2 separate regions of the Homo sapiens genome follow, and region 1 is linked to region 2. A link is a loop called in an ENCODE intact Hi-C map of the cell type or tissue named here. Cell type or tissue: PC-9. All regions are shown on one strand. Region 1 overlaps PRKAB1-AS1 (PRKAB1, TMEM233 and CCDC60 antisense RNA 1). Region 2 overlaps PRKAB1-AS1 (PRKAB1, TMEM233 and CCDC60 antisense RNA 1).

Region 1 (4,000 bases), 84 kb before region 2:
AAGGTTTAGGGTAGAGAGGCCTTCCTTCTCTCAGGACATTGATGAGGAAGTTTGTAGCCTGAAGAGCTACTCCCATGAGAGAAACCAGTTTGAGGTCAAAGAATACACAAAGGTGGACAAAGCTGAGAAAATCAAAGGGAAACAGAGCCATAGCCTATTAAATTTGTGATGTGCAGAATCAAACCAACCTTGAAGTTTGTCTTCTATCTGAAATTTTCCATTGTGAGAACTGGTAACTGCCCTTATTAAAGCCAGTTGGATTTTCTGTTGCTTACAACCCAAAGCATCCTAAATCGTATACTCGGATGGACTCATATCCTTCAACAGTAGAAATGTAGCTGTTTTTTCTTTCCTGTGTATATTAATTATTGTGCATAGAAAATATATCTTAGACATTGAAGTGAGACCTCAGAGCTTCTTAAATATCGAATAAGCAGGCCGGGAGCAGTGGCTTGTGCCTGTAATCCCAGCACTTTAGGAGGTCAAAGTGGGGAGATCACTTGAGTTCAGGAGTTCAAGACCAGCCTGGCCAACATGGCAAAACCCGATGGCTACTAAAAATACAAAAATTAGCTGGGTGTGGTGGCTCATGCCTGTAATCCCAGCTACTGGGGAGGCTGAGGCAGGAGAATCACTTGAATCTGGGGGGTGAAGGTTGCAGTGAGCTGAGATTGTGCCACTGCACCCCAGCCTGGGCAACAGAGCGAGACTCCGTCTCAAAAACAACAACAACAACAACAACAACAACAAAATCAAATAAGCAATCCCAAAAGGAATGTGTTATAATTAATGCAAATCGGCCGTAAAAGTTCATCTCACAGAAATTTATGTCAAGTTTGCAACGAATTAGGGACAATGGGTAATAGGCTATTAGGTCATTGCACGCTGTTATGCGTAGAAAGTAGTTCTGTTATTTTTGCTTAGTTATGAACTAAACTCTGAGAGTTAGTTTATCATTTATGGGAGTTAATTGAGTGTAATGATTAAGATCATGGATTTTAAAATCAAATGGCCCAACATTCAGCAGTTGTGCCTCAGACAAATTATTTAACTCTTCCATGACTCAGTTTCCTCAGATGCAAAGAGAAGTTAATGGTATTTATATCTAGGGTTGTTAATAATGATCAAATGAGAGATCATGTCAAAGGTTTAGCAGAATGTCTGGCAAATAGCAAGCCATAATGTTTGTTATTATAGTTACCCACTTTTTTTTTTTTTTTTGAGATGGAGTCTTGCTCTATTGCCCAGGCTGGAGTGCAGTGGCGCCATCTCTGCTCACTGCAAACTCCGCCTCCCGGGTTCACGCCATTCTCCTGCCTCAGCCTCCTGAGTAGCTGGGAGTACAGGCGCCCGCCACCGCGCCCGGCTAATTTTTTGTATTTTTAGTAGAGACGGGGTTTCAACGTGTTAGCCAGGGTGGTCTTGATCTCCTTACCTCGTGATCCGCTCACCTCGGCCTCCCAAAGTGCTGGGATTACAGGCGTGAGCCAACGCGCCCGGCCCTTTTTTTTTTTTTTTTTTTTTAATAGTTAAACAACTACCGTGGGACAGAAGAGCTAAGTTTAGAATTGTAGAATATAGAGACTGAAGAACAAGCCCCGCTGAGCCAGTGTTGGCATTTGATGATCTTATCCACCTTGAATTTCTAAGGAACAGAGGTGTGACTAATTGAATCTACATCATTTTTGAAAAGTTCCATATCAGAAATAAGTCTTAGAGTGAGATAGCCCAAAAATTACCATCAGAGATCAGCCAAAAATCTGGTTCCAAAGCAACAGTTGCTCAGTTTTTGTTTTACTGAAAGTTTATTACTCTAGAACATCTTGCTTCTTTGCTTCATCAAAGCTGTGTGATTTTCTTCCAGTTTGTTTCTGGATCCTACACTAACTCAGAGAGTATAAAAAGCAAAGAAATACGATATTTGTCAAATTGTTAGGGAACACTCTAAATTGTCTTTCTCCATTTTTTCCACTAGGGGGCATCCCAGGCACAAAGGAGGCTGGGGTTCATTTGGGTCTCTATCTTTTCTTTTTCTCTTCTTTTCTCTTCTCCTTTTCTTTTTCTTTTCTTCTGTTTTTTTGAGACAGAGTTTTGCTCTTGTGGCCCAGGCTGGAGTGCAGTGGCACAATCTCGGCTCACTGCAACCTCCGCCACCTGGGTTCAGGAGATTCTCCTGCCTCAGCTTCCCGAGTAGCTGAGATTACAAGCATGCACCACCACTCTCGGCTAATTTTTGTATTTTTAGTAGACATTGGGTTTCACCATGTTGGCCAGGCTGTTCTCGAAGTTCTGACCTCAGGTGATCCTCCTACCTCGGCCTCCCAAAGTGCTGGGATTACAGGCATGAGCCACCGCGCCCAGCCGGGTCTCTATCTTCTTGAAATTATTTTTTGGTATAAGTCGATTTTCATTTCTTCCTTTTTCTAAACCATCACGATAAGGAATATGTGAGAAAGTTTTGAGACAGGATTTACAGCCAATACCTTGGTTAGCTTCATCTTGCTTTAAAATTCAAGTTTAAATCTTGTCAGATAACAATGTAAAAATAAAGCTATGATGATGGAGGAAGCTTTGACTCAGTTTTCTTCTTCCATTTCTCTCTACCTCATTAATTAATTAATTAATTCATTCATTCATTAAATAACTATTGGAAACTTATGTGCCAGGTACCAAGCTAGGGACCAGGAAGACAGAGGTGAACAAGATGAACATGGTCCCTGCCCTCATGGGGGCTCATGATCTGCTGGGAAAGACAGATATTAAATGGTAATTGTGCAAACTGCATCTAACTACCATTGTGATATGACCTTGAGTGAAACCACGGGGAAGTGTGAGCATGCAAAAGGGAGACCCTCATGTTCTTGAAACGTTGGCATATCAGAGAAGGCACCTCTGAACAAGAGGCACTTAATCTGAGATAAAGGAGTGGACATTAGCCAGGAGGAAGGGCACATGGGGAAAAGAACCTTTCACTCATTCAGCAAATAGCTATAGAGTATCTGCCATGGGCCAAGCCCTAGTCTAGATGCTGGGGACACATCAGTGAACAGAACAGACAAGGTCTCTGCCCTCACAAGGTCAACATCCTAGGGGGAGGAGATAGATAATAAAGAAGATAATAAATAAGTAAACAGTTAAATAAAAATATTGTTAGTGGTGGCAAACCCCATGGAGGAAGTAAAACAGGGTGGTGTAATAGCAAGTGATGAGGGGTGGGGTGGTTGCCTTAGAGATGGGGGTTAGGTTGATCCTCTCTGAGAAACTGTGACCTAGGGCATGGGGAAGAAAGGACCAGCTATGTGAAAATCTGGAGAATGGTGTTATGAATGGAGGAAACAGCACACATAAGGCCTTGAGACCAGAATGATCTTGTCATGTTTGGGGCCAGTGTGTGGCTGCAGCTGAGTAGAGTGGGGGCGAGGTAGAAGATGAGATCTGAGAGGCAGCCAAGGGTCTGATCATGTAGGGCTTTGCGGGGTATCATTAAAAGTTTGGATTTTAAAACACCGCATGTTCTCACTCATAAGTGGGAGTTGAACAATGAGAACACATGGACACAGGGAGGGGAACATAACACACTGGGGCCTGTCGGGGGGGTGGGGGGCAAAGGGAGGGAGAGCATTAGGATAAATGCTTAATGCATGCAGGGCTTAAAACCTAGATAATAGGTTGATAGGTGCAGCAAACCACCATGGCACACATATACCTACGTAACAAACCTCCACGTTCTGCACATGTATCCCAGAACTTGAAGTTAAAAAATAAAAAAAAGTTTGGATTTTAGTCCAGAAGAGTAGATGCTCCAGAATGAGCAGTCCTTTTGACACTGAAGAAGAGAACAGACTCGCTGGCACTAGAGCCCATATCTAGGGGACCATCAACTTGTTAATGTCCCTTGGTCTTTTACTCCGAAGACAAAAAAAATGAAGAATAAACAAAGTTGTGGAAAAGGTACTGATTTCACCTATCAAGGATGAAAGGGCAAAATTACAAGAACGGA
Region 2 (4,000 bases):
TTTGAGCTTACTTTGTTATATTTATAACTTCCTAACCTGGATACTTAGTTCACTAATTTTTAGCCTTTATTTTTAATATAAAAATTTAAGAATATACATTTTTTGAAGTACTTCACTAGATGCATCCCATAAACTTTAATTTATAGCATTTTCATTATTTTCAATTGTAAGTATTTGTACATTTTCATTATGATTTTTCTTGGATTCATGTTATATAGAAGCATGTTCTTCTTTTTAAAATTGAGAAGCACATTCTCTAAGGTCAACATTTTTTGTTTTCTTTTTGTTATCGACTCCATTACATTCTGATCAGAGATCATAATCTATATGACATTGATTCTTTGAAAGTTGTTGAAACACTTTACTGCCTGAAATGTGGTCACTTTTTGTAACTGTTTCATATGTAATTGAGAAGAATGTGTGTTCTCTAATTGTTGGGTACTGGGTTCTGTATATATCTATTAAATCAGATTTTTAAATTGTGTTGTTCAAAGACTCAGTTACTGCAAGATATGTGTTGAAATCTTCCATTTTGAACACCTGGATCCTGCTATGGCTGAAACATCTATCTTTGGATTTCTTTTTTTTCATTTGAGCCAATGAATTTTTGTTTTTTTGCTTGAGTGGGCTTGGATTGGGTTTTGTTTCACAAACCTAAATAGCTGTCGGTGGACAGTTCGGTTGCTTCCACCTTTTGGCTGTTGTGAATAATGCTATGAAAATAGGTATACAAGTCTCTTTTTGAGGCCGTGCTTTCAACTCTCTTTTTAATGTTTTGAAGAACTGCCATACTGTTTTCTGTAACAGCTACACTATTTTACATTCTCACCAATGGTACACAAGGGTTCCAGTTTCTCCCTATCATCACTAATATTTGTTATTTTCAATTTCTTTTGACTATAGCCATCCTCATGGGTGTGAGGTGATATCTCATGTGGTCAACAGGTTTTTATCATGCGTCTGGCACTGTGCTAAGTGGATTACAGCACAGCAAACACACTTACAGAACTTGAAGCCGTGTGGGTATAAAATATACACACATACCGAATTACAGTTTTGCAAATTGCTCTAAGGGAGAACTTCTCCAAGGGAGAAGTTACAGGGAATGGGGTCGAGGGCGTGACTTACTCCTAGAGGAGGGGCATCTCTTAAAGAGATACGTGGTAGGCTGGGCTTGGTTGCTCATGCCTGTAATCTCAGCACTTTGGGAGGCTGAGGCGGGTGGATCATCTGAGGCTGGGAGTTCGAGACCAGCGTGGCCAACATGGAGAAACGCCATCTCTACTAAAAATACAAAATCAGCCATGCATGGTGGTGCGTGCCTATAATCCCAGCTACTCAGGAAGGTTGAGGCAGGAGAATCGCCTGAACCTGGGAGGCGGAGGTTGCAGTGAGCTGAGATCGTGACACTGCACTCCAGCCTGGGCAATAAGAGCGAAACTCGGTCTCAAAAAAAAAAAAAAAAAAAAGACATGGTAGCTCGCTCCCATGCATCCTCCTGGGATGGAGAACTTTTCATGCTGTTTCCTTAATAGGCTTCTGGGGCGGTGACCTTTTAGCTGCTGAGTTTTCAGAGGCCCACAGGTCCTTTCTTAGCGCACAGTAGCCTTCGGGACTGGGGCTTGCCAAACACCTTCAGAAGTCCCCAAAGAGCTCTTACTCTGGCAAACAGTTTGCCATCAATAAACAGGGCAGTGCTTCCTGCCCAGATGCCTGTTAAACTTGCCTCTCTGCCACAGTGAGTCACTCTTAGCAAAGGTTGCCTTGTTGGGCAGGATGGTCTGGTGACCCAAGGCCACTTGGTTTTCTGTGATCCCTTTTGCCAATTTGTGACCAGAAGTTAGATGGTCACTGGGGCAAGGGGAACTGGTGGTAAATGGAGTCACCAGAGGTGGCAGGATGGTTGCTATGTTTGGGTGCATTTTCCGTTAATTCTGTCTAAATAGGTTTTTAAAAACATATATGTATTTATTTATTTTTATTTTTTTGAGACAGAGTCTCACTCTGTCTCCAAGGCTGGAGGGCAGTGGTGCAATCTCAGCTCACTGGAACCTCCACCTTCTGGGTTCAAGCTATTCTCCTACCTCAGCCTCCTGAGTAGCTGGGATTACAGGTACGCACCACCACGCCTGGCTAATTTTTTTTTTTTTGGAGACAGAGTCTCGCTCTGTCGCCCAAGCTTGAGTGCAGTGGCACAATCTTGGCTCACTGCAAGCTCCGCCTCCCGGGTTCACGCCATTCTCCTGCCTCAGCCTCCCAAGTAGCTGGGACTACAGGCGCCCACCACCACGCCCGGCTAATTTTTTGTATTTTTTAGTAGAGACGGGGTTTCACCGTGTTAGCCAGGATGGTCTCGATCTCCTGACCTCGTGATCCACCCGCCTCGGCCTCCCAAAGTGCTGGGATTACAGGTGTGAGCCACCGCGCCCGGCCTAATTTTTGTATTTTTAGTAGAGACTGGGTTTCACCATGTTGGCCAGGCTGGTCTCCAACTCTGGACCTCAGGTGATCTGCCTGCCTCAGCCTCCCAAAGTGCTGGGGTTACAGGTGTGAGCCACCGTGCCCAGCCACTAAATAGTTTTTAAAATATATATAGAGAGAGTGGCAAGATTGGACCCAATGATCCTTTCTTGCTTGGCATTTGGAGAGCTTGAGAGGAGGTGCCCAGGGCAGTCATTTTGACATTTTCTTTGAAGAGACAGGATGACACCACCCAGTTATGCTAAATTCTTGGAAAATTAGTGCAATACCCCTCTCTTCTTTCTCACTCAAGAAAGTTGAGAAGAAAGCCAATTTATAGGCTGGGTGCAGTGGCTCATGCTTGTAATCTCAGTGCTTTGGAAGGCTGAGGTGGGAGGATTGCTCGAGGCCAGGAGTTCAAGACCAGCCTGGGCAACATAGTCAGACCTCATCTCTACAAAAAATTTAAAGAAATCAGCTGGGTATGGTGGCATCTGCCAGTAGCCCCAGCTACTTAGGAGGCTGAGGTGGGAGGATCGCTTGAGCCCAGGAGTTCAGGGTTATAATGAGCTCTAATTGTGCCATTGCACTCCAGCCTGAGTGACAGAGCTCTAAAAAAAATTCCAAATTATAAGTGTAATATCATTATAGCAAAGCATACTTGGCATAGCACCTGGCACTTAGACCTGTGCTCAAGACCATAAGCTATTTTTATTTATTGTTATTATTATTATTATTATTTTTGAGATAGAGTCTTGCTCTGTTGCCCAGGCTGGAGTGCAGTGGTGTGATCTCGGCTCACTGCAATCTCTGCCTCCCTGGTTCAAGTGATTCTCTGCCTCAGCCTCCCAAGTAGCTGGGATTACAGGCACCCGTCACCACGCCCAGCTAATTTTTGTATTTTTAGTAGAGACGGGGTTTCGCCATGTTGGCCAGGCTGGTCTCGAACTCCTGACCTTAGGTGATCCACCCACCTCAGCCTCATAAAGTGCTAGGATTACAGGTGTGAATCACTGCGCCCGGCTTATTTTTAATTAATTATTATTATGTATGTCTTAGGCCTAACCTTCAACCAGGAGTAGCCAAACCACACCCCATGGTCCACATCCATCCTGCCACCTGTTTTTGTATGACCTGAGAACTAAGAATAATTTTTGCATTTTTAAGTAGCTAAAAAAGAGAATAATAGTCTCTGACATGTGAAAATTGTATGAAATTCAAATTGCAGTATCCTTAAATAAAGCTTAATGGGAACACAGCATTGCCTGTTTGTTTATGCATTGTCTGTGACTGCTTTCACACCACCATGGCCGAGTTCAGCAGAGACCATACGACTCACAAAGTCTCAAATATTTATTTTCTGTTCCTTTACAGAAAAAGTTTGCCAAAACTCTTACTAGACTGTCACATCCATTGGAATCCACAAGTACGTACTTGTTGAATATTTATCTGTGAGGTTCAAGACCATGTCCATCTTGCTCACCATTGTCTTTCTCTCTCTTTTTTTTTTTTTTTGAGACGGAGTTTTGCTCTTTCGCCC

Evidence for each region. A loop is a pair of places that touch in the nucleus more often than their neighbours do. Peaks named below come from ENCODE experiments on the same cell type or tissue, not always from the same donor. Only the 100,000 strongest peaks of a DNase experiment are listed, where the experiment ranks them.
Region 1: a loop joins it to region 2, with 2.4 times the contacts of the local background. A loop is called at or near these places in 1 of 110 quality-filtered maps.

Annotation. Positions count from the first base shown.
Region 1 is chr12:119,647,379-119,651,378 of GRCh38, reverse strand. The region is part of intron 1 of PRKAB1-AS1 (PRKAB1, TMEM233 and CCDC60 antisense RNA 1); the gene reads left to right. It also overlaps a transcript of TMEM233 not described here. Among named protein-coding and RNA genes, the nearest start is that of PRKAB1-AS1, 19 kb to the left of the region's middle. In PC-9, CTCF peaks have their summits at 1,795 and 1,995 (motif pointing right); no DNase peak of the experiment used is centred here; H3K27me3 peaks cover 922 bases.
Region 2 is chr12:119,563,321-119,567,320 of GRCh38, reverse strand. The region is part of intron 1 of PRKAB1-AS1 (PRKAB1, TMEM233 and CCDC60 antisense RNA 1); the gene reads left to right. Among named protein-coding and RNA genes, the nearest start is that of TMEM233, 28 kb to the left of the region's middle. In PC-9, no CTCF peak of the experiment used is centred here; a DNase peak (open chromatin) is centred at 1,730.